Regions from separate parts of the Homo sapiens genome. Here region 2 is linked to region 1. Evidence: read pairs that join two places in POLR2A ChIA-PET (ENCODE). Cell type or tissue: OCI-LY7. All regions are shown on one strand. Links, peaks and the distances in the headings refer to the core of each region. The heading gives the core; the rest is flanking DNA. Region 1 overlaps FGD4 (FYVE, RhoGEF and PH domain containing 4). Region 2 overlaps FGD4 (FYVE, RhoGEF and PH domain containing 4).

Region 1 (15,582 bases), core at 2,663-10,662:
GCCATCCTCATTCCCAAGGTGACAATATGAAGAGGTGGGGCCTTTGGGAGGTGAGTAGGTCATGAGGACTGAGCTCTCATTAGTCAAATTAGTGCCATTGAAAAGAGGCCCCAGAGAGACCTCTCACCCCTTCCACCCTGTGAGGTTATAGTGAAAAGATGGCCATCTATGGACCACAAAGCAGGCCCTCATTACACTCTGAATCTGATCTTGGACCCACCTGTGGACCAGAAAGCAAGCCCTCATCAGACCCTGAATCTGATCTTGGACTTTCAGATCACAAAACTGTGAGAACTACATTTCTATTGTTTATAAGCTACCCAATTTATGGTATTTTGTTACAGCAGCCTGAACAGACTACAACATAGGGAAATATAAAAGGGCAGGGTGAAAGGTGAGGTTAAAATTTTAGCCATGGGTATCAGGGAAAGGCCAAACACTGCCTGAAAGTATTTTGAAAAAGAAGTATAAAGTACTCCATGATTTATTTAATATCTGCAAATATTCCCTTTAGTTAGAAAAGTATATATACATAATTAGCCCATATTTAACATAGGAAGTAAATATGTATTTAAATAACTATATCGTGGCTTTAATATAACTACACAACAGCAAAAGCAAGGTTAAGTGTTGTCTACTTAAAAAGGGGATTATTTTGGCACATGCAACTCAGAAAGGACACTCTTATATCTCTCAATACACTGACGTTGGAAAACAACGAAGTATTGCACTGCATCTTCCAAAAATAAAGGCTTTTTAAGTAATGAAATTCTTCCTTTGATCAGGAAAATTACAACTACAATTGTATTCATTATTAATATTCTTACCTCACACTGGATCTTTGTCAACTCGGGTCTAATGGGCGAAATGGAATTTTATATTTTGGAAATAAAAAGGCTTAAATCATGGTCAAAAAAAGTCCTATGTTTATATTCACGTCAATGCTATAAGGGAGCAGTGTAGTCAAAAGAAATGGTTGTAAGCTCATGAATAGGCTACTCATCTGAATCATCAATTATCTGACCTTGCTTGATAGTGATATTCCATACCACCACAAATATAATTGTAGTGAGAACAAGACAAATATCCCATAATCTAGAAGATTCATTTTAAACTCGTTCTAAAATTTTCTTTCAGAAATCCTTAAAACATACAACTTTAAGGAATAACACCACTTATTTTATAATGCATGCTCTAGAATACATTTTTCTTTGCAAGAACAGGAAAGAGAACTAAGTAAACACAAAATAAATAAAAATAGAAACTGATTTTTCCCAACTGTAGTAATTCTGACAATGCCCAGTATTATTTCTCATATCTGTTTAGCATTCACTATAAATGAAAATCTGTAAGGAAGAAACTACACATTAAACTGTAGGGTAGCTTAGCTTTTGTGTTCCATTTCAAAAGGCCTTGCTCTCTATCATCAAAACTATAATTCTGTGCTTCTCAAAGTTAATACCCAGTTCACTGGAAATTTCTTTGTAAAAGGAAATGGTCACTGAAAAAAATCATTCAAGCTTCCTACCATTATGGCTTTTTCTTTACCCTCACTGGCCACTCAATCCTGAATGAAGGGCTGTTACTGTTCCTTTCTGCGGAAGACCTTACTATCAGGTGTTTTCATGCCCTACCTCCTTAATATTTTCAAGTCACATGCTTGATAAGTACACGAAGTGCTGTTTTAGAATTATGTTTTACAGATACTGACATCTAGCAAATCATTTCTTTCTAACAGTAGCTCCAAACACATTTATTACACAGACAGTAAGTCCCTGTACTAGATCAGGCATAATAAAGAGATCACAGTTCCGTTAAGATGACATGCAAACAATTTCAGCAACATGAAAAGATCCATATAGAGAAATGTATGTTGTTTCAGGAGCAGAACAAATAGCAACCTCTGCCTGAGAAGATGCACAGATGGACTCTTCTCTAAAAAATAATGTACCCAATTCCTTCCTTCTAGCTTAAAACACTTTCTTTGTGGCCATCATTTTTCTGGTTAGCCTTCATTGATCAACAACGTACCCACCCCGAACACAAACTCCCAGTGAGCATACCTTGTGGCTTTGGACTTGCAGCTGAGTGTTTTGCTGGCCTGTTCCCATTTATTCCCTGAGCCTCTTCTTCAGATACATTCTCACCAACCAGTGTGGTTGTGCTGCTTGTGGAGCAAGGTGGAACTAAAGCGATCTTTGGACAGGTACTGCTGCCTGCAAGAGTTCAGAAAGAAAGGGCAGGTAAGTATGGAGGCATATCACAATACTGCCTTATAAGTTAAATTTCCCCTCTCCCACTCCCTCTCCCTCCCCCTCCCCCTCCCTCTCCCTCTCCCCTTTCCACGGTCTCCCTCTCTTTCCACGGTCTCCCTCTGATGCCGAGCCGAAGCTGGACTGTACTGCTGCCATCTCGGCTCACTGCAACCTCCCTGCCTGATTCTCCTGCCTCAGCCTGCCGAGTGCCTGCGATTACATGCCCGCGCCGCCATGCCTGATTGGTTTTCGTACTTTTTTGGTGGAGACGGGGTTTCGCTGGGTTGGCTGGGCTGGTCTCCAGCTCCTAACCGCGAGTGATCCGCCAGCCTCGGCCTCCCGAGGTGCCGGGATTGCAGATGGAGTCTGGTTCACTCAGTGCTCAATGGTGCCCAGGCTGGAGTGCAGTGGCGTGATCGCGGCTCGCTACAACCTCCACCTCCCAGCCGCCTGCCTTGGCCTCCCAAAGTGCCGAGATTGCAGCCTCTGCCCGGCCGCCACCCCGTCTGGGAAGTGAGGAGCGTCTCTGCCCGGCTGCCCATCGTCTGGGACGTGAGGAGCCCCTCTGCCTGGCTGCCCAGTCTGGAAAGTGAGGAGTGTCTCTGCCTGGCCGCCATCTCATCTAGGAAGTGAGGAGTGCCTCTTCCCGGCCGCCATCCCATCTAGGAACTGAGGAGCGTCTCTGCCCGGCCGCCCATCGTCTGAGATGTGGGGAGCACCTCTGCCCCGCCACCCCGTCTGGGATGTGAGGAGCGCCCCTGCCCGGCCGCGACCCCGTCTGGGAGGTGAGGAGCGTCTCTGCCCGGCCGCCCCGTCTGAGAAGTGAGGAGACCCTCCGCCTGGCAACCGCCCCGTCTGAGAAGTGAGGAGCCCCTCTGCCCGGCAGCCACCCCCTCTGGGAAGTGAGGAGCGTCTCCGCCCGGCAGCCACCCCATCCGGGAGGGAGGTGGGGGTCAGCCCCCGCCAGGCCAGCCGTCCCGTCCGGGAGGGAGGTGGGGGGGGTCAGCCCCCCGCCCGGCCAGCCGCCCCGTCCGGGAGGGAGGTGGGGGTGTCAGCCCCCCGCCCGGCCAGCCGCCCCGTCCGGGAGGTGAGGGGCACCTCTGCCCGGCCGCCCCTACTGGGATGTGAGAAGCCCCTCTGCCCGGCCACCACCCCGTCTGGGAGGTGTACCCAACAGCTCATTGAGAACGGGCCGGGATGACAATGGCGGTTTTGTGGAATAGAAAGGGGGGAAAGGTGGGGAAAAGATTGAGAAGTCGGATGGTTGCCGTGTCTGTGTAGAAAGAAGTAGACATGGGAGACTTTTCATTTTGTTCTGTACTAAGAAAAATTCTTCTGCCTTGGGATCCTGTTGATCGGTGACCTTTTACCCCCAACCCTGTGCTCTCTGAAACATGTGCTGTGTCCACTCAGGGTTAAATGGATTAAGGGCGGTGCAGGATGTGCTTTGTTAAACAGAGCTTGAAGGCAGCATGCTCGTTAAGAATCATCACCACTCCCTAATCTCAAGTACCCAGGGACACAAACACTGCGGAAGGCCGCAGGGTCCTCTGCCTAGGAAAACCAGAGACCTTTGTTCACTTGTTTATCTGCTGACCTTCCCTCCACTATTGTCCTATGACCCTGCCAAATCCCCCTCTGCGAGAAACACCCAAGAATGATCAATAAAAAAGAAAAATAAAATAAGTTAAATTTCCCCTGACCCCATAAAACAAAAACAGTCATAGTTACAAGACTAAGCATAGAAACACTTTTCCCACATGGGCTGGCCTTGACAAAGAGTTTTCCTGGGAACTATCTCATTCCATGTGCTTTAGGAATCTTATAATGGATGTTGACAGAAGACTGTTATACACAGGCCTCCTCTCCTTGCAGGGCCACAGAAAGGGCAGAACGCAGCTGCTACAATGTAGGCGAAGGAAAGGACGGAATTAATCCGTTAAAAGCCTTCCTTTTTAGTGTTGGGTCTGTGGCTAGTCACAGAGCAACTCAAAAGAACAAAGGAGGAAAGCCCAACGTGACAGCTGACCTAAAGACTCTAGAAGAATGGCTCGATTTGAAACTAACAAATACACACATGCGCCCACGTCCACACACACACCCTCTCGCCCACTAGCTTACTCAGACTCCACATCAACATCCATGACATACGCTAACGGTGACCCATGTTTTCCAAAGAAAGGATGGCAAGATTATACAGATAACATGGTCACATTTATATAGAACTCAAAAACTCCAAAATGTTCTTTAAAATCACACAAATACATCATGAGACATAGATGAAGAGGAAGGATTAAATGTTTGTTCACTTTCTGGTATAAAAAGTTATATGTTGAATTTCAGAGACTTTTAAAGAAGTCATGTGTCAGTGTTCTCTATTATGCATATTAGATTTCCTTCTCTTCTGGTTGACATGGTGATATTAAGACCACTGACTCTGCTTCAGAGAAAATAAAATTTCTACCAGGAAATTCAGTATAATTGAATCAAAGAATGCAATTTAAGGAATTATCATTTGGTTAAGAAACAAAGAGTTTCATTTTTTATAGAATCCAAATATCTCAAAGAGAACTCAGAGATTTTTTTAAGCCTTAATTATTGAAAACAAGCTATTTTTAAAAAACCCAATCAACTTTCTATTGAGTAAAAAAAACCCAAAAAATTCTTAATCCAATTCATTATTAAATAATATTGATTAGAAACCACATTTGGGCCAGGTGCGGTGGCTCATGCCTGTAATCCCAGCACTCTGGGAGGCCAAGGCGGGTGGATCACCTGAGGTCAGGAGTTCAAGACCAGCCTGGCCAACATGGTAAAACCCCGTCTCTACTAAAAATACAAAAATTAGCCAGATGTGGTGGTGGGCGCCTGTAATCCTAGCTACTCAGGAGGGTGAGACAGGAGAATCACCTGAACCCAGGATGGGGGGAGGTTGCAGTGAGCTGAGATCGCACCATTGCACTCCAGCCTGGGCAACAAGAGTGAAACTCCATCTCAAAAAAAAAAAAAAAAAAAAAAAAAACAAAACCCAACAAAGAAACCACATTTCTGCTTTATTTTCTGTTGCTCTCCTTAAAATTTATCTTGGTAAAACAGATTTTGGAAAATATCAAGAGTTCCAAGTATTGTCTCAACAGTTCTTTCAGAGCCAATACCAAAACAGAAATTAAATGACGCTAGGAATTTGAGACCAGCCTGGGCAACATAAGACCCTGCCTTTACTTAAAAAAAATAAAAATTAGCTGGGCATGGTGGTGCGCGCTTGTGGTCCCAGCTACTGGGGAGGTTGAGGTGAGAGGATCTCTTGAGCCCAGGAGGTTGAGGAAGCAGTGAGCTATAATCACACCACTGCACTCCAGCCTGGTCAACAGAGGGAGACCTTGCAACTCTGAGAAAAGAAAAAAAAAGGCAGGGGTGGTCCTCATCAGACATACTTCTGCTAAAATGGTTTATCAGCGAGATTAAGCATTGTTTAGTAAAATATAACAAGAATTTAGAAGGCAAAAGTAATGAAAGATTGACAGATTATTATTAAAATTATAAAAAGGCTGGGTGCAGTGGCTCACGTAATCTCAACACTTTGCGAGGCTGAGGCAGGCAGATCACTTAAGCCCAGGAGTTTGAGACCAGGTAGGCAGCCATGGCAAAATCCTGTCTCTTCAAAAAAATACAAAAAACATTAACTGGGTGTGGTGGCATACATCTGTAGTCCCAGCTACTTAGAAGGCCGAGGTGCGAGGATGGCTTAAACCTGGGAGTTTGAGGCCACAGTGAGCCGTGATCACACCATTGCGCTGCACTCCAAAATGAGTGACAGAGCGAGACACCATCTCAAAATAAATAAAATTATAAACAGAAGAAATACAGTTGAAACCTTTACATGTGTAAGCTTATCTATCTTCTTGGAAAAAAGTATGTGAAATAGGCAAAGTATATCCCTAAAATCCACAACACATCATGCAACCACTTGGCCTTTCAGGGGGAAAATCTGGATGCTTTTTCACAGTGATACTAAGAATGGCTTAAAGGCCACCTTTGAGCCTACTAAAGGCCACCTCCCGGGGTCTAGTGAAGGATGGCTGTACAGGCCCCAACAGTGCAGAGCCACAGCTCAACTACAAACTAGAGGAAGAAACTAATGTAATTGTAAATTGAGACCCTGAGACATCATCAATTTATAAGAGAAAGCAGCAACAATACTACACAAAGGGGGCAGTTAATGGGTTAAATGAGAAAACAAATTACGTTGAGTCTTTTTAAAAAGGTCATCACCATTACACATTAAAATATGAAAAATGTTTGACAGTCTATTTAGAAATAAAACATGTCTTACCTAAATATTAATTTGAATGAAAACTAGGCACTTAATTTCTAGACAGCAAACTTTCAGGGTATGGTAGGTTTCGCAAGTGTCATGTTTACAGAGAATATCTCCCACGAATGTGCCAAAATGCGTGCAATAAGAGATCAACTGTGCATCTATTTTTAAAATAAGTTCATCAAAGTCATGATTACACATCTTTTGCCAGAGGCAATTAGATCAACATTTCAGAACATTGTTTATTAAAACAAGTCTCTAAATTTCAGCCACTATCACAAAGCATGAAAACATGGTGAAGGACACAGAGAACATTTACATTTTTAAACATTTGTTTAAAAAAACAAAAAGGCAATGACAAATACATAGAGATCATACGTGGCTGCAAGGCTAAAAATACTATTAATAATTATTTGGCCCTTTACAGGAAAAAAATGTACGGACCACTGGTATAGGTTAAACAAATCATGGTAAAAGAAGTTTGCCTAAAAGAAGCACCCTTTCATTAAACACTTCATCTGCTAACATCTTGGATAATAGCAACAAAAACTGAAACTTTTTGTTTGTTTATGACTGACTTAGCCTACTCATATTTGGAAACAGTCCTTATTTGGGTGTCAGTTGCCTAACAGGGAATTGAAACCAAAATTGTAACCAGATGGTCTCTCATTCAAGAAGTTTTACATTAACTCTAGAGGTTCTTTGATTGCAAATTACAATATCAAGAAGAACCAGTAGGGCTGATTTATAATTATAAACAGTTACCTTAGAAACAGCCATAACAAATTACAGTATGTTAGTTAGCATGGGGAAGGAGAGGTATCCGATTTAAATACTATCTCCTCTTGAGGACTGGTCATCTTTTTAACCACTTTTTAGTATTAACCCATTTTGTACTCTGACCTTGGGTTGCTGACCTATGCTTGCTGGGTTGTATCTCCTATAGGAATCCCTAGACATACGCCAACCTCAAATATTCTCAATTAGCCTCACTGTTGACTGATATAGCTCCCTCGTTCCAACTGCAGAGGTTGCCACTATGGCTTAACTTTCCTTTATCTGTCTTTTTTGGCATTTAAACAGTCATGCGCTAAGTCACACTTTTGTGTGGTAGATATGCCCTACGATTGGTTAGGGTGACTTTTGGCTACTATTTGCTAGACTCTGTTATAGGCTGTTATATTACATTTTACCAAATCATTCTTGAATTATTGTTTCGCATTTTAAGTTTGGACCCTCTCTTTGGCTATCCATTGCAAAATCCACTCAGTTCTCTGATTCTTCGAGCCTGACCTCTTACCACAGTGTCCATGAGCTCAGATCACAGCTTTATACGGTCTTGCTTATACTGTCTCATCCATCCATGCACTGGGTCTCTAGCCCAGGAGATCTCAATGGGGTCCACCCTTTGGGACAAGCATCTCTTGGATTTAAGAGGGAAGACACAGTTTTCTAGGGTAGACGATCTTTATGGGAGCATATTGTCCATAAGGATAAACATACTTTAAAAAACCAAAAACCACTTTATTTGCATTTAGTTTTCACTGTCTCCTTAGTGTACTACAACCTGTGAGAATTACTTAGATTTGTCTTGCATGACTTTTGGCACCATAGCACTTTTGAAGAACATGGTCAGGTATTTTGTGGAATGTCCCTCAAATTGGGTTTCTGTTATTTTCTCATTATGAGACTGTGGTTATGGGTTTGGGGTAAGAATATCACAGAGGCAATGCACCCATCTCACTTTATTATATTAATATCACTGCATGATAGCAATATGATTATCATGTGATGTTAACCCTGGTCGGCTGATGAGGTGGCATCTACCAGGTTTCTCTACTGTAAAACATTATTATAAAACATTTTTCAACAGTCTTCTATCATAACTCCCAAAACTCCCCCATTTGTCCCATAGATTGCAGATTACATCTCCCATATGCTAGCTAAAACACCTAGATTAAGAGATCAATTGCCTTTTTTAAAAAAAAGACATTAAGGTTATAAAACTCATAGTTTACAACTCTCTTGCTATGGGGAACAAATCCATAGCCAGGAAATTTATTTGAGTGTTATTTCAAACAGCTCCCCAAACTTCTAAACCTGAATAATAAATTTTCTAGAAACATAATTATCAAGCCACAAAGGTTCTTCAAAAAGAAAATCTGATGAAGAGTTAAAGAAAGTTCCTTGGACCTAGGAACTGCATGCACTTCTAGGACTCTAATCTACAGTAATAGCCCTGTACATGTAAAGGTAAATATAACACTATAGAACATATGCAGCAGACTGGGAATATTTCCAAAATATAAATAATTGAGAGGTCTCCAAGACATTATTAAACTGTAGAATATGTATAATATCTCAGTTTTTAAAAAGAATAAGTTATAGACAAATGTATAGAAATGTACTGAAAGAGAGGGAAGATAGCACACCAAATGTAACTTTGGGAATTGCAGATGGAGGTGAGGTGAGAGAATGAATGAGAATTTTCATATTTTGGTCTGTTAACAGCTATATCATTTAAATCTTTTATAATAAAAATGTATTTATATATCACTTATATTTTTAAAAATCTATGAAAGTCACCAAGTATACATATCACAGAGACTTTTAAAAAAGCATATCCCTGCTGGGCATCGTGGCGCAGGCCTGTAATCCCAACACTTTGGGAGGGTGAGGCGGGCAGATCACCTGAGGTCAGGAGTTCAAGACCAGCCTGGGAAACATGGTGAAACCCAGTTTCTACTAAAAATACAAAAAGTAGCTGGTCATGATGGTGGGTACCTGTAATCTCAGCTACTCAGGAGACTGAGGTGGGAGAATTGCTTGAATCCGGGAGGCGGAGGTTGCAGTGAGCCAAGACTGTGCCACTGCACACCAGCCTAGGTGACAGAGTGAGACTCCATCTTAAAAACAAAAAACAAAAACATATCCCTTACATTTGTACATCCATGTTCACAGCAGCATTAATTCACAATAGTCAAAGAGTAGAAGCAGGCCTGGCGCAGCAGCTCACACCTGTAATCCCAACACTTTGGGAGGCTGTGTCGCCCACCACCATGTGCAGCTAATTTTTGTATTTTTTAGTAGAGACAGGGTTTCACCACGTCGGCCAGGCTGGTCTCGAACTCCTGACTTCAGGTGATCCACCCACCTTGGCCTCCCAAAGTGCTGGGATTACAGGTGTGAGCCACTGCGCCCAGCAGGAAATTCTATCATATGCTACAGCATGGATGAATCTTGAGGACATACATAATGCTAAGTGAAATAAGCCAGTTACAAAAAGAGAAATACTGTATAATTCCACTTTAAAATCATAGAAACAGAAAATGGAATGAAGGTTTTGAGGACCTGGGAGGAAGAAGAAAAGGGAGTTATTGTTTAGTGGGTGCAGAATTCAGTTTTGCAAGATGAAGAGTTCTGTGGATGATAGTGGTGAATGTATTTAATGACAGTGAAATGTACATTTAAAAATGGCTATGATGGCAAATTTTAAGTACCTTTTACCACAATTAAAATTAAAAAAAATTTTAAAGCATACCCCTTGTTTAACCAAGGAAAAGTCAAGAAATATTAAGCTGTTCTTATCTCTGACATGGCAAGAAACCATATTAAAGGCTCTTTAAAATTAAAGTGCCTGGCCAGGCATGATGGCTCATGCCTGTAATCCCAGCACTTAGGGACGCCACGGAGAGAGGACTGCTTAAGATAAGAGTTTGAGACTAGCTTCGGCAACACAGCAAGACACTATCTCTACAAAAAGTAAAAAAAAAAATTAGCTGGGCATGGTGGTGCACACCTATAGTCTTAGCTACTTGGGAAGATTACTTGAGCCCAGGAGTTTGAGATTGCAGTGACCTGTGATTGCACCACTGTGCTCCAGCTGTAACAGAGTGAAAGACCTTGTCTCGGCTGGGCGCAGTGGCTCACGCCTGTAATCCTAGCACTTTGGGAGGCTGAGGCAGGTGAATCATGAGGTCAGGAGATCGAGACCATCCTGGCTAACACGGTGAAACCCCGTCTCTACCAAAAATACAAAAATTAGCCGGGCGTGGTGGTGGGCGCCTGTGGTCCCAGCTACTCGGGAGGCTGAGGCAGGAGAATGGCGTGAAACCGGGAGGCGGAGCTTGCAGTGAGCCGAGATGGCGCCACTGCACTTCAGCCTGGGTGACAGAGCGAGACTCCATCTCGAAAAAAAAAAAAAAAAAAAGACCTTGTCTCTTAAAATTAAATATTGAAGTGCACTTGGATTAGTGCTTGGTTCTCGTCTCCCACTTGCACCCACACTTCCATGCCTTCCACATGTTGAGATTATCCTACACTTAAATCTCTACTGCAGACCTCACCCGTCTCCAGATTTACACATGCAGTTGCCTACCAGCATCTTCCCCAGTATGTCTAAGAGCCATCTCACTATCAACAGATTCATATCTGAACCCCTCATCACCCAACTCTTATCTAAAAGTAGCTGCCTTAAGGTTTTCTCTGAATCAATAGTAATAACTCCATTTATGCACAGGCTAAAACCTTGGAAACACCCCAAATCCTCTTTTTCTCTCATACTCTACATCCTATTCACCAGGAAATCCTGGTGGCTCTACTTTCAAAATATTTCCAGATTTTACCATCTAGCACTATCTCTGGTGCTACTATTCCAGCCTAAACTACCATAATTTTTAACTGAATTACAGCAGTAAGACCCCTGCTCCTTCCCTTGTTCCCAGTGCAGTCCATATTGTCAAACCAGGACCAGAGAGACCCTTTTAAAACCCAAGTCAGATCCTGTGCTTAAAATTCTCCAATGGATCCACATTCTACTGAGAGTAAAATCTCAAGTTCTTTGCAGTAGTTTGTAAGCTCTATAGGATCTGGCCTTAGCCCCATTACCACTTTTACCTTATGGCCACTATTGCCCCTTGGGCATTCCATTCCAGGCACACTGGCTCCTTGCTATTCCTCCAACAGGCCGAGCAAACTACTTGGTGCTGGAAAGTTCTTCCCCCCGATTATTTTGAGGCTAATTGCTTTATCTTTTTTAAATCTTGGCTCAAATTGCATCTTGTCCACATGGACTACCCTGACCACACTATTTAGTTTTATTGCTAGTCCGACCCCTACTTTATAGTTTATTTTTTTCTGTAGCACCTATGGCTTTCTAACAAACTACATTATTTACTTACTTTTTTTATTGTTTATTGTCAGTTTTCCCTGGTTAGAATGTAAGCTCCAGGAAGGCAGCAATTGTGCTCCTGACAAATCCCAGGAATACCACCTGTCACAGGGTAGATGCTCAATATGTATTTGTCAAACAAATGAATTCTGGAGACCTTGGGCAACTTTCTCTGTTTGCCAAAATTCTTAGTTTCTATTTCATAAAAGATGTTTTCTAAATTCTGACAATATGGAAATATCTAGAGCCCAACCTATATAAAATTTGATATTTCCATTTAAATCTAAAATCCAAAACATTCAAAGTTATTCTACCAAAATCCTCAATATTCAGTTAAAACAAACAAAAAAAAAGTTAAAAGCTATACATACCCAAATAATTTTTTCACAACCCAGAAGCAGATTGGTAAGCATCTGGAATTGTAGAACTCTCCAGATGTTTGTCTTGATAAAAAATAGTAACAGTAAAAAAAAATCCCAGTTATTGACTGAATGTTTCTGTTATTATTTTCATTTATCATTATGTTTTTGAGACAGGACCTCACTCTGCCACCTAGACTGAGGTGCACTCACAACTCACTGCAGCCTCAATCTGAGCTCAAGTGATCCTCCCACCTCAGCCTCCTGAGTAGCTGTGACTACAGGCATGCACCACCACGTTCAGCTGATTTTTTAAAAATTGGGGTTTCTGTTGCCCAAGCTGGTCTCTAACTCCTGGTGTGAAGCAATCCTCCTGCCTCAGCCTCCCAAAGTTACGGAATTACAGGCATAAGCCACCATGCCCAGCATGTTTCTGTTTATTATTTTATTTACATTTACTAGGATCACTAACTTATATGCATTATAGGCTGCCAATATTTGAGACTCATCATACAATGCTACCTAAAATTAAAGAATGTCATACTGTCAGGTAAAGCAAATGGCTTGAGATCTTTTGAGTTCAAAGGTAATATAAACTCAAAATAAGACTTGAAGGGAGATAACTACAGATATTCAATATTTTTAAAGGTCTCATGGTTGGATGAGCACAAATACAAAGTGTAAAAAGGCAACTTTGACTGTTATCTTTCTTAAGCATATCAACAATGTGGCCACGCAGTTGACAGAAATGTACAGCCTCTCAAGACAAAAATAATTTTTAAAACAATAATTTTCAGACTAGAAATATTTTGTTTTCCCCAAATTATACTCCATAATTATTTACTGAGTGCCTTTTGTTTGCTACCCTGAAAGGATAAAAAGGATAACACTAAGATTTCTAAAGAATATTATTGTCTGTGGCACCTTAAAAGTTAGAATTCTGTTAGAACACAACCTGCTATACTTGTCCTAATTCCAATTTTGAATAGGAGCTGATAAGACCCATGGCCACAGTGCCTGTTATAAGAAGACTGTGTATTGCTACAATAAAAATTTGGGCTCCAGAGGTCCAACACTCTGCTCCACCACTCTCGGGATGGCCATTTGTTGTTAGAGGACATGTGTCCCTGCATAGACATGTTAAAAGTGCATACTCCGGCCAGGTGCAGTGGCTCATGCTTGTAATCCCAGCACTTTGGGAGGCCGAGGCGGGTGGATCACCTGAGGTAGGGAGTTTGAGACCAGCCTGACCAACATGGAGAAACCCTGTCTCTACTAAAAATACAAAAAAAAAAAAAAAAAAAAATTAGCCAGGCGTGGTGGCGCATGCCTGTAATCCCAGCTACTCAAGAGGCTGAGGTAGGAGAATCGCTTGAACCCAGGAGGTGGAGGTTGCGGTGAGCCAAGATCGCGCCATTGCACTCCAGCCTAGGCAACAAGAGCGAAACTCTGTCAAAAAAAAAAAAGGTACACTCCATGATGACTCTTGCATTGGAGCTGGCCAGTGTGCTCTGCTGTACCTTGGCATGCTGTTTTCTTAGGTAGAGACTGAACTTACCACTGCAACAGGAAGGCAGCTCTCCCTCATATTTGCCCTCACTACTGCCCGAGTTCCATGTACTAATGGAGGTTTCCCTTTCTGCTGTGTTCAACTAAGAATGTTGGTTAAAGCCGAGAGTGGTGGTTCACGCCTGTAATCCCAGCACTTTGAGAGGCCAAGGCAGGCGGATCACCTGAGGTCAGGAGTTCGAGAGAAGCCTAGCCAACATGGTGAAACATTGTCTCTACTACAAAAAAAAAAAAAAAAAAAAAAAAATGCAAAAATTAGTCGGGCATGGCGGCGGGCGCCTGTAATCCCAGCTACTCAGGAGGCTGAAGCAGGAGAATCGCTTGAACCTAGGAGGTGGAGGTTGCAGTGAGCCGAGATTGAGCCACTGCACTCCAGCCTGGGCGACAGTGTGAGACTCCATCTCAAAAAACAAACAAAGAAACAAATAAAGATTACAGAAAGATCTAGCTATTTACAGTACACAAATTACTCTGTGTCTACAGGGATGACCAGAGTGGAAAGTGGGAGTAAAGAGAAACCACAATCAAGTACATGTGTCTCTTTCTGCCTGCTTACAAAAGGCAATTCTAGTTGACACCATCTTGAGCTGGAGGAGGTTCGCAGACTGCTGTGCTTTATCTGAAAATTGTTTCCAATTCAGCTTAACACCCATTTCTTGGTCCCTTCTTTTACAGCTAAGCATAGCAATATGGAAGAGACTGGGCAACAGATTTATTAAAACACCTCGTGTTACTGCTTTGTTGGTGGTGACAAATGGGCCTGAGAAGTTGCCCATTCCACAGGATAAGATAAATGCCGAATTTTTAAACGATCACATTTTTTCGCCAGAGCCTAAGATTCATAATAGTTTTGAGCTTTAATATCAGTGAATACATCATGAAGAACTCCACGCATATTACTGTGCAGATAGGCCTGAAAACTGATGGTATATTTTTCTGGTATGATCATCCGTATCAAAACTCAAATGCTAGGCACATGCACACTTAGGCAACTTTCCTTGATCCCTAAAAGCATGACATTCGGCTGTTTGGATACCAATTGTATCAGTTATTATATATCGTTAAGCACTAAATACAGTTCTACAGCAATCTAAACATTCTTCAAGTCAGCCCTGTCAAATAACCCTCATTTTCCTGAGGTCAAATCATGGCTTTTCCATTTACTGATGATCAGCTGGGTGAATGACTTACTTTCCCTGTACTTCAATTTTGTCATCTATAAATGAAAATTCATAGGATTCATAATAGTATCCACCTAGGTTGCTGTGAGGATTCAAGTATTAAATTCTAGTGAGCATACTACAACAGTAGCTAGCACATGGTATATCTAAAATAGTTATAACTATTTGAAATTACTAACACTTATGTAATAATGCTGCATGATGCCAGGGGAGCGTTCCTTAGTCTCTGCTCCTCCAGCCTCCTAAGCCTCTTACTTGCTGTCTCCTTCTAGGTCTGCCCTGTCTGCTCCTATTTGCCCTCACTACTGCCTGAGTTCTATTTTCCTACCACCCAGCACTTGCTCATGCTGGCTTTAGCACCGCCTGTTAGCTTCACTGCCCAATGCCTCTGCTACTCTCTGGGATTACCAATAGACCATTTTGGATAAATTCTGGCAAAATCATGACTCTTGCAAACTAATATAATAATGAATTATTTACAAATGTATGGACCTTGTATATCAAGTATGAATCTCTTATTCAACAAAGATGGTAACAGGATTAGTAATGATAAAATGCCTAACAACCGATACGCAGCTGAATTTACTGCAGGTAATTCAAGTCTCAAATAATTTAATCATAATTCTCCTCCAAATTATTTTCACAATATTTTACATTCTTGTAAATGTGTGTCCTGGATTCTAAAAACGTTTTTCATTTCTTCTCCATTTGACGTTTCTTCATTTGCTAG
Region 2 (15,582 bases), core at 2,543-10,542, 140 kb after region 1:
CCAAGCATCAGATGTTTTATAGTCTCATCTTTTTCTTTTTTTTTTTTTGAGACAGAGTCTCATTCTGTCGCCCACACTGGAGTGTAGTGGCATGATTTCGGCTCACTGCAAGCTCAGCCTCCCGGGTTCACGCCATTCTCCTGCCTCAGCCTCCCGAGTAGCTGGGACTACAGGTGCCCGCCACCACACCCGGCTAATATTTTGTATTTTTTTTTAGTAGAGACAGGGTTTCACCGCGTTGGCCAGGATGGTCTCGATCTCCTGACCTCATGATCCGCCTGCCTCAGCCTCCCAAAGTGCTGGGATTATAGACGTGAGCCACTGCGCCCGGCCTATAGTCTCATCTTTTTCTATACAAGCTGTGAACTAAAATCCAGTTTCTAAACATGCATAGCTGCTTTTGTTTTGCTTTTGTTGTTGTTGGTTTTTTGTTTTTTGCTTTTAAAGCAAAGCCCACTAGAGACAGCACCACATATGTGACTGGTAAGGCAACAGCAGAAGAAAGGAGTCCTTTTATCAGGAGTCTTGACCTAAAAAGCCAAGTCCTAATAATGAAAAAACAATGAGCAAAGAAAGAGGAAGAAAATGGCTGTGAAAGAAGAGAGGACAGTGGAAATGGGATATGATAGAGAAAGCTACAAGATAAAAGAAATACAGAAATTCCTGACAATGTAACAAAGCATTCTGGGGGCTTTCAGTGGAGGAGCAGCCAGATCCTACAGACCAGCATGCTCTTGAAATAAGGCCCTACGACAACATCAGAAAGGATGCCAAGAAAATTGGAACTGTTAAACTAAAAGGGACATAAAGAAAGTCCAGTCCATGAATACTCAAAGAGAACAAAAAGTATACTATTCTCTAATACACCCCAGCACAAAATTGCTACACATTGCTGATGCGAGTATATGAATGGTGTAGACACACAAGGAAAGCTGAGTACCACTGATGTTATTTAGTTTGCAAGCTGGGATTACAGGTCAGAAAGAGTTACATCTGGCATTCCATCTCCTCTATAGCAAAGCCACTAAGTCATCTAGCCTCTCCTTGAATATCCCTCATTATTAAGAAACTCATGATCACTGCAGAACCCTAATTCCACTTTCTGACAGTGTTGGTAGAAAATTCTTATGTTTGGTTGGGCATGGTGGCTAATGCTGGTAAATCCCAGTACTTTGAGAGGCCAAGGCAGAAGGATCACTTGAGCCCAGGAGTTCGAGGTTGCAGTGAGCTATGATCATGCCACCATACTCCAGTCCAGGTGAAAGAGTGGAGACCCTGTCTCTTTAAAAAAATAAAAAGTAAAAAATAATTATTACATTGAACCAAAATGTACCAACTAGTTTGGGGTTCTTCTGTTTATTCAATATCTATTGAGCCCCTGAATGGACTTTGAGAGGCCCTTGAGGAGCAATGGATGACTACAGAATTAGGGGCTATAGGGCAGACACAGAGCAAAAACAAGAAGTTTGGTGAAGAAATTGAGGTGACTGACAACAGTGAAAGCAGGAGGAATTTTTTCTAGTCAGGGAAAGCTAGAAGAGGGCTGACCTCAGGTCCCAACCAGGAGATATGTGGGTCATAAAAGATGAACAACCGTCACTTGAGTGTCACCAGGGAATCAGTAATGTGGGAGAAAGCCAGGCTTCATGCAGAAAACTGTGTGGGTCTGTGTTGAAATTCAGGTTTTAGGGAATTTTCTAAACATAAAACTGGGGTTGCTCAAGACAGCACAGAAGGAAAGACTGAGGAAAGTGGTCAGCAATAAAAGGCAGTTTTGGAAGGGGCTAGGGAGGCAAGGGCTAAGCCAGAGGGATTGAAAGGGAACGGAAAGACATGCCCGGAAGAGCTTGCACCTAGGGCAGTAACTTGTAGTAGGTGCTAGATCCTTGTAAACAAACATGATCCAATGAGACAAGCATTAGATTAGAGATACACAAAAGCTGCCACAAGGAACTGTTAGGGCATGAAAACAATACCCCAAAATACGGCACTTTGGCATGCTGAACTAAGGCAGCAGCCACAGGGGCAGAGCAAGATGATGGAATAGAAGAAGCCTACACTGTTTGTCACCCCCCTCACCCCCAGGAGGAACATCAAATTTTAACAACTAACTACATACAAAAGGCAGCCATCTCAAATAACCAAAAATCAGGTGAGCATTCACAGTAGCTGGTTTTAATTTCATATCACTGAAAGAGACATTGAAGAGAATAGGAAAGACAGTCTTGAAGTGCCAATGCCAGCCCTCCCCCTTCTCCCAGCAGTGGCCACACGTGCAGATTTTGTGCTTTTGGGAGATGGACAGCACAGCAGTTGGGAGGCTTTGCTTTGAACTCAGTGCTGCCCTGTCAGTGATAAGCAGAACCAGGCTGCACTCAGATGACATCTAACCACGGAAGGAGCATTTGGACTGGCCTTAGCCAGAGGGAAATCACCCACCATAGCAGTCAGAGCTTGAGTTCCCACAAGCCTCACAACCACAGGCCAGAGTGCTCTGGGGCCCTAAGTGGTCTTGAGGGGCAGGTTAGGCCACAAGGACTGCAATTCCTAGGCAAGCCCTAGTGCTAAGCTGGGCCCAGAGCCAGTGGACTAGAGTAGGAGGCACACAACCTACTAAGACACCAGCCAGGGTGACTAAGGGAGTGCTTCTGCCATGCCTCCCCCATCCCCAGCAGTGGCTGCGTGGTGGGGAGAAATCTGTGCATTTAGTAGAGGGAGAATGCAGTGACTGGGGCACTTTAACTTAACTCAGTGCTGCCCTGTCACAGAGGAAACCTGGCAGGATTTACCCCCTGCTGACTAAAGAGCGCCAAGGCCCTGAATTATCAACAGCACTATCCAGGTAGTATACCATAGGCACTGGGCTCTGAGACATGCTGGCTTCAGGTGTGACCCAGCACATTCCCAGCTGTGAGGGCTACAGTGAAAGACTCCTGTTTGAGAAAAGCAGGGGGAAAATAAAGGAGACTCTCTGTCTTGCACCTCAGGTATTAGCTCAGCTACAGAGGGTAGAGCAACAAGCAGACTTCTGAGGTCACTGAGTCCAGGCCTAGGCTCTTGGTCAGCATTTCTGGACCTGCCCTGAGCCAAAAGGTGAGTCCCAGAGCTGGCAGCATTGGTCACAAGCTGACGGAAGAGCCCTTAGGCTTTAAGTATCAGTGATGGCCTGGCAGAACCCCCCCATAAGCCAGTGGTGATGGCAGCCACAGGGAGAGGATCTTCTGCCCGTGGAAAGGGGAGGGAAGAGTGGGAAGCAACTTGTCTTGTGGGTCACGTGCCACCTTAACCACAGTAGAACAAAACACCAGGTAAATATCTAAGGTTTTGACTTCAATCCCTGGTGTTCTCAGACAGCATCTATGAACCAATCTGGGGCCTAGGGGAACTCACCACCCTGGAGGGAAGGGCACAAACCTGGCTGGCTTTGCCACCTGCTGACTGCAGAGTCCTAGGGCCTGGAGTAAACTTAGGTGGTAGCCAGGTAGTGGTTACACCGGGCCTTGGGCAAGATCGAGTGCTATCCTGGCTTCGGGTCTGAACCGGTACAGTCCCAGTTGTGGTGGCCACGGTGTGCTGGTGACACCCCACCCCCCAAGGTCCAGGTGGTTTAGCACAGAGAGAGACTCCATTTGTTTGGGAGAAAATAAAGGAAGAGAACAAGAGTCTCTGCTTGGTAATCCAGAGAATTCTTCCAGATCTTATCTAAGATCATCAAGGTGGTACCTCTATAAGTCGGCAAGAACCACAGAGTTATTCAGTTTGGGCCCACATCCCCTCAAATACCTGAAAAGCCTTTCCAAGAAGGATGGGCACAAACCCAGACAGTGAAGACTACAATAAATACCTAACTCTTCAATGCCCAGACATAGACAAATATCTACAAGGATGAAGACCATCCAGGAAAACATGACCTCGCCCAAAGAACTAAGGCACCAGGGCCAGGCGCGGTGGCTCACGCCTGTAATCCCAGCACTTTGGGAGGCAGAGGCGGGCGGATCACGAGGTCAGGAGATCAAGACCATCCTGGCTAACACAGCGAAACCCCGTCTCTACTAAAAATACAAAAAATTAGCCGGGCGTGGTGGCGGGCGCCTGTAGTCCCAGCTACTCGGGAGGCTGAGGCAGGAGAATGGCGTGAACCCAGGAGGTGGAGCTTGCAATGAGCCGAGATTGTGCCACTGCACTCCAGCCTGGGCGACAGAGCGAGACTCTGTCTCAAAAAAAAAAAAAAAAAAAGAACTAAGACACCAGGGACCATTCCTGGAAAAAAACAGAGATATGTGACCTTTCAGACAAAGAATTCAAAAGAGCTGTGGTAAGGAAACTCAAAGAAATTGAAGATAACACAGAGAAGGAATTGATAATTCTATCAGATAAATGTAACAAAGAGACTGAAATAACTAAAAAGAATTATGCAGAAACTAAAAATGGAATTGGCATACTGAAGAATGCATCAGAGTCTCTTATTAGCAGAACAGATCAAGCAGAAGAAAGAATTAGTAAGCCTGGCGTTGGAGACCAGCCTGGTCAACATGAGGAAATCCTATCTCTACTAAAAATACAAAAATTAGCCAGACATGGTGACATGTACCTGTAATCCCAGATACTCAGGAGGCTGAGGCATGAGAATCACTTTAACCTGGGAGGCAGAGGTTGCAGTGAGCCAAGATCGCACCATTGTACTCCAGCCTGGGTGACAGAGTGAGACTCTGTCTCAGAAAATAAATAAATAAATAACATATAATGGAGCTCCAATACATCTAGCACTTTTCAGTGGAAACCTTACAGGCCAGGAGACCTTACAGGCATGACATATTTAAAATGCGGAAGAAAAAAAAAATTTACCCTAGAATAGTGTATCCAGCAAAAATATCCTTTAAGCTTGAAGGAGAAATAAAGACTTTCCCAGACAAACAAAAGCTGAGAGATTTTGTCAACACCAGACCTGTCCTACAAAAAATGCTAAATGGTACTTCAATCAGAAAGAAAAGGACGTTAGGCCAGGCGCGGTGGCTCATGCCCGTAATTCCAACACTTTGGGAGGACGAGGTGGGTGGATCACGAGGTCAGGCGTTTGAGACCAGCCTGACCAACATGATGAAACCTCATCTCTACTAAAAATACAAAAATTAGCAGACGTGGTGGCATGCGCCTGTAGTCCCAGCTACTCAGGAGGCTGACGCAGGAGAATTGCTTGAACCCAGGAGGCGGAGGTTGCAGTGAGCCGAGATTGTGCCATTGCACTCCAACCTGGGTGACAGAGCAAGACTCCATCTCAAAAAAAAAAAAAGAAAAAGAAAAAGAAAAGGACGTTAATGAGCAATAAGAAATCATCTGAAGGTACAAAACTCACTGGTAATGGCACACAGAAAAACAGGAATATAACATGGCAATTTTTGGTGTGTGAAATACTCTTAAGTAGAAAGACTAAACCATGAACCCATCAGAAATAATAACTACAACTTTTCAAGATATAGACAGTGCAATAAGACATAAAAAGAAACAAAAGTTAAAAGGGGAGGAGAAAGTTAAAGTATATAGTTTTATTCATTTTCTTTTTTGCTTGTTTATTTCTGCAATCAGTGTTGTCATCCATTTAAAATAATGGGTTACGAGATAGTATTTGCAAACCGAATACTAATTGTTGTGTTTTATGTGTGTCCATTGTGTGCATGTCCAACGTACAATGGACACCCAAAAAATAAAAAGAAATTAAAGCGTAACATTGGAGAAAATCATCTTCACTAAAAGGAAGACAGGAAAGAAGGAAAGAAAGAAGAGAAGACCAAAAAACAACCAGAAGACAAATAAAATGGTAGGAGTAGTGCTTACCTACCAATAATAACACTGATTGTAAATCAACTAAACTCTCTAATCAAAAGACATACAGTTGGCCAGGTACAGTCGCTCACACCTGTAATCCCAGCACTTTGGGAAGCCAAGGTGAGCAGATTGCTTGAGCACGGGAGTTCAAGACCAGCCTGGGCAACACAGGGAAACCCTGTCTTTACAAAAAATACAAAAATTAGCTGGGCATGGTGGCATACACCTGTAGTCCCAGCTACTTTACTTGGAAGGCTGAAGAAAAGGATCACTTGAGCCCAGGAGGCAGAAGTTGCAGTGAGCTGAGATTGAACCACTGCACTTCGGCCTGGGTGACACACAACACAAAGACATGGAGAGGCTGAATGGATAAAAATGCAAGGCCCAATGAGCTGTTGCCTAAAAGAAACACACTTCATTTATAAAGATACAAATAGACTGAAAATAAATGAATGGAAAAAGATATTTCATGCCAATGAAAACAAAAAAAGAGCAGGAGTAGCTATACTTATATCAGATGAAATAGGTTTCAAGAGAAAAACTGTAAGAAAACACATATAACGTCACTATATAATGATAAAGGGGTCCATTCAGCAAGAGGATGTAACACCCAGATATAAAGGAAATATTATTAAGAGCTAAAGAAAGAGGCTGGGCGCGGTGGCTCACGCCTGGTGGCTCCGCATTTGGGAGGCCAATGCGGGCAGATCACGAGGTCAGGAGATCAAGACAATCCTGGCTAATACGGTGAAACCCGTCTCTACTAAAAATACAATAAATTAGCCAGGCGTGGTGGCAGGTGCCTGTAGTCCCAGCTACTCAGGAGGCTGAGGCAGGAGAATGGCGTGAACCCAGGAGACGGAGCTTGCAGTGAGCCGAGACTGTGCCACAGCACTCCAGCCTGGGTGACACAGGGAGACTCTGTCTCAAAAAAAAAAAAAAAAAAAAAAAAAAGAGAGACAGATCCCAATACAGTAATAGCTGGAGACATCTAAATCCTACTTTCAGCATTGGACAGATCTTCTAGACAGAAAATAAACAAGGAAATATCAGACTTAATCTGCAGAATAGAACAAATGAACCTAATAAGTATTTATGAAACATTTCATCCAATGGCTACAGAACATCCTCCTGAGCATATGGATCATCCTCAAGGACAGATGACATGTTAGGTCACAAAACAAGTCTTAAAACATTCAAAAAAAACTGAAATAATAGCAAGCATCTTCTCTGACCACAATGAAATAAAGCTACAAATAAATAACAAGAGGAATTTTGGAACATATACAAACGCATGGAAGTTAAATAATATGCTCCTGAATGAACAGTGGGTCAATGAAAACATTATGAAGGAAATTGAAAAATTTATTGAAACAATAATAATGGAAACACAACTACCAAAATCTATGAGATACAGTGAAAGCAGTACTAAGAAGGAAATTTACACCTATGAGGGCCTACATCAAAAAGAAGAAAAACTTCAAATAAATAACCTAACATTCATCTTAAAGAACTAGAAGAGCAAGAGCAAACCGAACCCAAAATTAGAACAAACAATAAAGATCAGAGCAGAAATAAATACATTTGAAATGAATAAAATACAAAATATCAATAAATATCATTTGCAACAGCATGGATGGAACCAGAAGTCATTATGCTAAGTGAAATAGGTCAGTCACAGAAAGACAAACTTTGCATGTTCTCACTTATTTGTGGGTGCTAAAAAAATCAAAACTGAACTCATGGAGATAGTAGAAGAATGATTACCAGAGGCTGGGAAGTGCAGCTGGGGAGGAGGGGAAATGGGGATGATTAATGAGTACAAAAAAAAATAGAAAGAATAAGTAAGACTTAGTACTTGATAGCACAACAGGGTGACTATAGTCAATAATTTAATTGGACATTTTATAACTAAAAGAGTGTAATTGGATTGTAACACAAGGATGAATGCTTCACAGGATGGTTACCCCATTTTCCACGATGTGATTATTACCCGTTGCATGCCTGTATCAAAGTACCTCATATACCCCATAAATATATACACCAACTCTATACCCACAAAAATAAATAAATAATTTTTTAAAAAAAAAAGAAGTAGGCTGGGTGCGGTGGCACACGCCTATAATCCCAACACTTTGGGAGGTCGAGGCAGGTGGATCACCTGAGGTCAGGAATTTGAGACCAGCTTGGTTAACATGGTGAAACACTGTCTCTACTAAAAATATAAAAATTAGCTGGGTGTGCTGGTGGGCGCCTGTAATCCCAGCTACTCAGGAGGCTGAGGCAGGAGAATCCCTTGAACCCAGGAAGTGGAGGTTGCGGTGAGCCAAGATCATGCCATTGCACTCCAGCCTGGTGACAGAACAAGACTCCGTCTCAAAAAAAAAAAAAAAAAGTATCCTCAAGGTCTCTCTGACCTTCGCTCCCCTATCTCTCAGTTATCTTTCTGTCCAAAAGTACAAGATGAGGCTGTTCTCTGTAGTTCCTTCATCTACCTAGAAACTGGACCCCCAAAGAATACAATTGCCTTCAATCCTGTTGACAAAAAAAAGCAAATTCTGTAAAATATTTAAGGTTTATTCTGAGCCAAACATAAGTGACCATGGTCCGAAGTACAGTCTCCAGAGGTCCAGAGAAAGCACGCCCAAGGTGGTTGGATTATAACTTGGTTTTATACATTTTAGGGAGACTTCCAGATTGTGTCAGCAGGCTGCTGCTCCCACCAGATGCATAAGCCAGTACACACAAGCTCCCAGATGACCTTGAGGGCACAAATTACATGTTCAGTTTTCCCCAAAGATGCATGCAGCACAGTCCAAAGTGTGCCTTCCTCTGAACGCTTCTCTTAGACACAACAGTGGTATTAAAATTATGCATTATATTCCCCTTTCTAGGATGAAAATTACCAATACTGCTAACATACTGGTAAGTCATTAATATGACAGCATAATTTACACAGCACATTAATATGACGGCATAATTTACACAGCACGTAAATGTTACATGTTAGCCAACTTTCTGCAGAGTAAACGAAGATCATTTTGTTAAAAGTTTTTTTTTCTATAAATAGGTTTTTGGTAATTTTTTTTATATATACTTTAAGTTCTGGGATACACGTGCAGAACGTGCAGGTTTGTTACAAAGGTATACATGTGCTATGGTGGTTTGCTGCACTTATCAAACCATCATCTACATTAGGTATTTCTCCTAAAGCTATCCCTCCCCTAGCCCCCACCCTGTTGGTAATTATTTTTAATCAAATTGGCTATAATTTAAAAAAAATTTTTTTTTGGAGACAGAGTCTTACTCTGTCACCCAGGCTGGAGTGCAGTGGCGCAATTATGGCTCCACTGCAGCCTTGATTTCCCAAACTCAAGCAATCCTCCCACTTCAGTCCCCTGAGTAGTTGGGACCACAGGCATGCACCACCATGGCTGGCTAATTAAAAAAAAAAAAAAAAAAAAAAAAATTTCTAGAAAAGGGGTCTCTGGACAGGCGCGGTGGCTCATGCCTGTAATCCCAGAACTTTAGGAGGCTGAGGCAGGCAGATCACGAGGTCTAGAGATTGAGACCATCCTGGCCAACATGGTGAAACCTCGTCTCTACAAAAAATACAAAAAATTAGATGGGTGTGGTGGAGACTGAGGCAGGAGGATCGCTTGAACCCAGGAGGCGGAGGTTGCAGTGAGCTGACATCGCGCCAATGCACTCCAGCCTGGCGATGGCGCGAGACTCCATCTCAAAACAACAACAACAAAACAAAAAGGGGACTCCCTATTGCCCAGCCGGGTCCTGAACTTCTGGGTTCAAGCAATCCTTCCACCTAGGTCTCCCAAAGTGCTGGAACACAGGTGTGGGCCACCATACCCAGCCTATAACAATTTCATAACTTCCAATTGAAGGAGCGCAAGGAATTTCCACCCCAAAACACAGCCTCCTGAGATAATGAGTATTTTGAATTAAAAGCCCTTAAAAATCAACAGGTATTAGGAATAGATTTTTCCTCTGTCTACATAAACACCAGATAGACCCAACAAAAACAATACTTTTTCCTTCTCTCCATTATCTCACAATCTACTGCAGAAAAGATGACCAAGAATGTAACCAGACCTAATCAGATCTTTCTACAAAATAACGTCTGCCTCTCGGGATCACTCCATTTCCAAAGAGAATCATTTACACATCAGTCTCTGTTCCCTCATCCATTCATTCTCCACAGTAATCAATTATTACTCAGCAGAATACCAATATTCCCTATCTCCTCTTCCCCTCTGAAATAAGATTATGTAAGTATTTGGGCCCCATTGGGATACTGGGCAATCATTCTGTGATTCTCACGTGTGCACGTTAATAAATCTGTATGCTTTTTCTCTATGTGCCTTTTTTTTTCTTTTGAGATGGAGTCTCGCTCTGTCGCCCAGTCTGGAGTTCAGTGGCGCAATCTCGGTTCACTGCAACCTCCACCTCCTGGGTTCAAGAGATTCTCCTGCCTCAGCCTCCCGAGCAGCCGGGACTGCAGGCGCCCGCCACCACACCCTGTGAATTTTTGTACTTTTAGTAAAGACAGGATTTCACCATGTTGGTCAGGCTGGTCTAGAACTCCTGACCTCAGATAATTTGCCCACCTTCGCCTCCCAAAGTGCTGGGATTACAGGCGTAAGCCACTGCACTCAACCAGTATGCCTTTTTGAGTTGATTTTTATACCGCATTGTACTTGAAATGGTAAGCAATGACCCCTCAGTATTCTTCAATTTGGGGTATCTTATAATTTATATGGTTCCACATGCTGACTTTTCACCTCCTAGCATGTGTTTGTTGTTGTTGTTGCTGTTGTGAGACGGAGTCTTGCTCTGTCGCCCAGGCTGGAGTGTGGCGGCGCGATCTCGCCTCACCGCAACCTCTGCCTCTCGGGTTCAAGCAATTCTCCTGCCTCAGCCTCCTGTGTAGCTGGGATTACAGGCGTGTGCCACCACGCCCGGCTAACTTTTGTATTTTTAGTAGAGAGGGGGTTTCACCATGTTGGTCAGGCTGGTCTCAACTCCTGACGTCGTGATCCGTCCGCCTCGGCCTCCCAAAGTGCAGGGATTACAGGCTTGAGCCACCGCGTCCCACCCACATGTTTTAAAAATACAAATGAGCGGCCGGGCGCAGTGGCTCACACCTGTAATCCTAGCACTTTGGGAGGCTGAGCCGGGTGGATTGACTGAGGTCAGGAGTTCGAGACCAGTCTGGCCAACCTGGTAAAACCCCGTCTCTACTAAAAATACAAAAATTAGCCGGGCGTGGTGGCGCGCCTGTAATCCCAGCTACACAGGAGGCTGAGGCAAGAGAATCGCTGGAACCTGGGAGGCGGAGGCTGCAGTGATCCGATATCTCACCACTGCACTCCAGCCTGGGCGACAGAGTGAGACTCTATCTCAAAAAAAAAAAAAAAAAGAAAAAAAAAAGAGTTCATTGTAAAGTCATTGTGCTTTTTAAGACTATTATTAACATGTGGCCTAAAACAAAACCCTGTCAGAGGCTCCAGGGGACAACCCCAGCCTTGCAGAGCAGGGTGGACATTTGGCATTTTGTTCAAAGTTGCACTGAGGCTCAGTGCGGTTCCCAGAACTGTGGTAGCTCCCTGGTTTCCACAGACACTGCAGTTGATGAAGGCTGACAGTTTAATTCCAATGAACGGATGTGCATGTGCGACGGGCACAGCAACTGGGTTTGTTTTCACTCTATTCTCGCTTAAGTGAGGCAATAATACAAAGTTGACTGTGGGCTCCCAGAACACTTGCTGGTGCTAATGCCTACACTGTCAACTGCAATTCAAGAACCGATGACAAATTCAAGACAATGCCCTGCAAATGATGCCAATTTCTTTTTTTTTTTCTTTTTGAGACACAGTCTCATTCCATTGCCCAGGCTGGAATACAGTGGTGTGATCACAGGTCACTGCAGCCTCAGCCTCGCCCTTTGGGACTTCAGCAATCCTCCCACCTCACCCTCCTGAGTAGCTAAGACTACGGGCCATACTGGCAATTTTTTTTTTTTTGAGACGGAATCTCGCTGTGTCGCCCAGGCTGGAGTGCAGTGGCACAATCTCGGCTCACTGCAAGCTCCACCTCCCAGGTTCACGCCATTCTCCTGCCTCAGCCTCCCGAGTAGCTGGGACTGCAGGCGCCCGCCACCAGACCCGGCTAATTTTTTGTATTTTTAGTAGAGATGGGGTTTCACCCTGTTAACCAGGATGGTCTCAATCTCCTGACCTCATGATCCACCTGCTTCGGCCTCCCAAAGTGCTGGGATTATAGGCGTGAGCCACCGCACCAGGTCCATACTGGCAAATTTCTTGACTTTTTTTTTTTTTTTTTTTGAGAGACAAGACAAGGTTTCACTACGTTACCCAGGCTGATTTTGAACTCCTAAACTCAAGCAATCCTCCCAATGTGGCCACCCAAACTGCTGGTTTTACAGATGTGAGCTACTGCGACTGGACCAAATGATGCCAAATATATTCCTGAAAACAAACATACACACAACTTCTAAAGTGTGATCAATGCATGACTAGTCTAGCTTTCATAGTTCAAATAAGACTAAATATTTGTGTGGATTTTAAAAGATATACCTATTCCAGGGGTTACTGGTAAGGTTTAACCAACAATCAATCACTAAGGCAATTATTTCTGGATCCCATCACAGACATCAGTAACAGGCAGCTGGGGAGACATGGAAGGTTTTTGACTATGGCAAAGATATGATCCATACTCAGATTTAAGAAAAATTACTGGGGGGAGGCTGGGCACAGTGGCTTACACCTGTAATCCCAGCACTTTGGAAAGCCGAGGCAGGCGGATCACCTGAGGTCAGGAGTTTGAGACCAGCCTGGCCAACAGTGAAACCCCGTCTCTACTAAAAATAGAAAAATTAACCAGGTGTGGTGGCAGGCGCCTGTAGTCCTACCTACTTGGGAGGCTGAGGCAGGAGAATCACTTGAACCTGGGAGGCGGAGGTTGCAGGGAGCGGAGATCGCACCATTGCACTCCAGCTTGGGGGACAAGAGTGAGACTTCAACTCAAAAAAAAAAAAAAGAAAAAAAAGAAAAATTACTGGGGGGAGGAAAGAGTTATATAGAATGAATAGCAACACTATTGTTGAGAAATAGGCCAAAAATAAGGCAAAAACATTCAATGTGAAATGAAGGAAAACTGATAAGAACTGGTAGCTCATTGGGTAGCAGGTAGATTCCATTTTAAAACAGAATTTGAAGCCAAACAAGAGCTAGGTTAGTAAAATTGCCAAGGAAAGTCAGGAGAAGGGGCTGGATTGCAATGTAAAAAGAAATTGTGATTTGGTGCCCTTGGAGCATTTATATTCATTAAGCAGGCCCTTGAAAACGCGGAGTAGGTATAGATACCCTCTGCTGAACCTTCCCAGAGGGCAGATGGGACCCCCAATGAAGACGAGGAGAAAGGAGAAAATGGCAAAGCCAGAGGAAGAAAGTTGAAGAACCAATGAGGTAGGAAAATCAAGATATCTCAGGTCATCAGAACCAAGAAAAGAGCTTTAAAAAGGTACAAATGTCACAGAAAAATTAAGAAGGGCTGAAAATAGGTGCTGAATGCTATTTGGGAATTCATTGCTGACCTTACAACTGCTAATCCAATGTTGTAAACACAAGCCAGTCCAAAAGAAGACAAGGAAGTGGTGAGGACGGGGTGAGAAGATGAAGAAGTGAGGGCAGCAAGGCAGATCCACACAGTAAGTTAAAGTCACTGGGAGGCAGCTCTAGAAAATTTCAAGGTTTAAAATCTAGGATGGTGAGGTCGAGGCAGGTGGATCACTTGAAGCTAGGAATTCAAAACTAGTCTGGCCAACAAGGCGAAACCCCATCTCTATTAAAAATACAAAAATTAGGCTAGGCGCGGTGGCTCACACCTGTCAACCCAGCACTATGTGAGGCCGTGGTGGGCGGATCACCTGAGGTTGAGAGTTAAGACAAGCCTGACCAACATGGGGAAACCCCGTCTCTACTAAAAATACAGAATTAGCCAGGTATGGTGGCACATGCCTGTAATCCCAGCTACTCGGGAGGCTGAGGCAGGAGAATTGCTTGAACCCGGGAGGCAGAGATTGCAGTGAGCCGAGATTGCACCATTGCACTACAGCTTGGGCAACGAGAGCGAAATTCTGTCTCAAAAAAAAAAAAAAAAAAAATTGGCTGGACATGATGGTGTGGCCTGTAATCCCAGCTATTGAGGAGGCTGAGGCAGGGGAATCGTTTGAACCTGGGAGGTGAAATTTGCAGTGAGCCAAGATGGCACCATCGCACTCCAGCCTGGGCGACAAAGCAAGGCTCTTTATCAAAACTAAATAAATAAATAAATAAATAAATAAATAAATAAATAAAGTCTAGGATTACCTCATTGGGGGTGAGGAGGGGAAAAAATAGCCTATAAATGAGAGTAAAGGGGCAAACCATGGAAGGTAACAGAGGAGAAATGTCTCTGAGGACTGGGTTTATCTGCCAGATTAGTAAAAAGGAGAGGGCTGCAATAAAGGAGTCTATAAACCAAGTCTGAAGTGACAGGTCGGTTGAGCTCACCTCAGATACCCCAGTCTGATAAAAATTGTGTATCGGCACAAATTCAGGTCTACTTCAAGAGGGAGAGGGTGGAGTTGAGACAAAAGAACAAAGTAGGAAAGACCTGTAACAGATAGAAAAAGTGCAATGAGGAGTCAAACAGAAATGAGCAAAAAGTATGCCAGAAAGTGCAGAGGGCCCAGATTATGTATTGAGGGACAATCTATAGCATTCCTTGTCTTATTCCTGCAAATCTCGGCAACCTGTCCTCAGGACCAAAGTGGGGTTTACCCATGTTTGGAAATGCACAGAAGCTTATAAACCTGGTTGTACATCAGGATCGTCTGGGCACTTGTTAAAAATACAGCTTCTTGGCCAGGCGTAGTGGCTCACGCCTGTAATCCCAGCACTTTGGGAGGCTAAGGCAGGTGGATCACCTGAGGTCAGGAGTTCAAGACCAGCCCAGCCAACATGGTGAAACCCCGTCTCTACTAAAAGTACAAAAATTAGCTGGGCATAGTGGTAGGTGCCTGTAATCCCAGCTACTCGGAAGGCTGAGGCAGGAGAATCATTTGAACCCGGGAGGGGGAGGTTGCAGTGAGCCGAGATCGTGCCATTGCACTCCAGCCTGGGGAACAAGAGTGAGACTCTGTCTCAAAAAAAAAAAAAAAAAAAAATACAGCTTCTTGGCCGGGCGTGGTGGCTCATGCCTGTAATCCCAGCACTTTGGGAGGCGGAGGCGGGTGGATCACGAGGTCAGGAGTTCAAGACCAGCCTGGCCAAGATGGTGAAACCCCATCTCTACTAAAAATACAAAAATTAGCTGGGCATGGTGGCAGGTGCCTATAATACCAGCTACTTGGGAGGCTGAGGCAGAGAATTGCTTGAACCTGGGAGGCGGAGGTTGCAGTGAGCTGAGATCACACCACTGCACTCCAGCCTGGGTGACAGAGCAAGACTCTGTCTCAAAAAAACAAAAAGCAAACAAACAAAAAAAAACAGCTTCTCTAACCCTACCCCTCAGATTCTGAGTCACTATGTCAAGGGTGTGGCTAGAGATTTTTAATTAGCAATCCCAAGTAATTCTGAAACAGCTGGTAGAATGGCATTTGGAAGCCAAGCAGATCATCAGAATTATCTAATATACTTTTTAAAAATGCAGATCCATAAGCTCCTGTCCAAACCTACT

Evidence for each region. ChIA-PET counts read pairs that join two places held together with the same protein. Peaks named below come from ENCODE experiments on the same cell type or tissue, not always from the same donor. Only the 100,000 strongest peaks of a DNase experiment are listed, where the experiment ranks them.
Region 2: POLR2A ChIA-PET joins it to region 1 with 12 read pairs; 3 of 35 experiments call an interaction of 5 or more read pairs at or near these places.

What each region holds. Positions count from the first base shown.
Region 1 is chr12:32,550,771-32,566,352 of GRCh38, reverse strand. It overlaps FGD4 (FYVE, RhoGEF and PH domain containing 4), which reads right to left. Exons shown (of 17, transcript NM_001370298.3): 2 at 2,064-2,216. Among named protein-coding and RNA genes, the nearest start is that of DNM1L, 120 kb to the left of the region's middle. RefSeq lists an enhancer at 2,689-3,373. In OCI-LY7, for the core only: CTCF peaks have their summits at 5,445, 5,645 and 7,302; DNase peaks (open chromatin) are centred at 5,622 and 7,222; H3K4me3 peaks cover 2,254 bases; H3K27ac peaks cover 3,766 bases.
Region 2 is chr12:32,406,610-32,422,191 of GRCh38, reverse strand. All of the region lies in intron 1 of FGD4 (FYVE, RhoGEF and PH domain containing 4), which reads right to left. Among named protein-coding and RNA genes, the nearest start is that of FGD4, 15 kb to the right of the region's middle. RefSeq lists enhancers at 1,987-2,973, 11,009-11,609, 15,430-15,582. In OCI-LY7, for the core only: no CTCF peak of the experiment used is centred there; no DNase peak of the experiment used is centred there.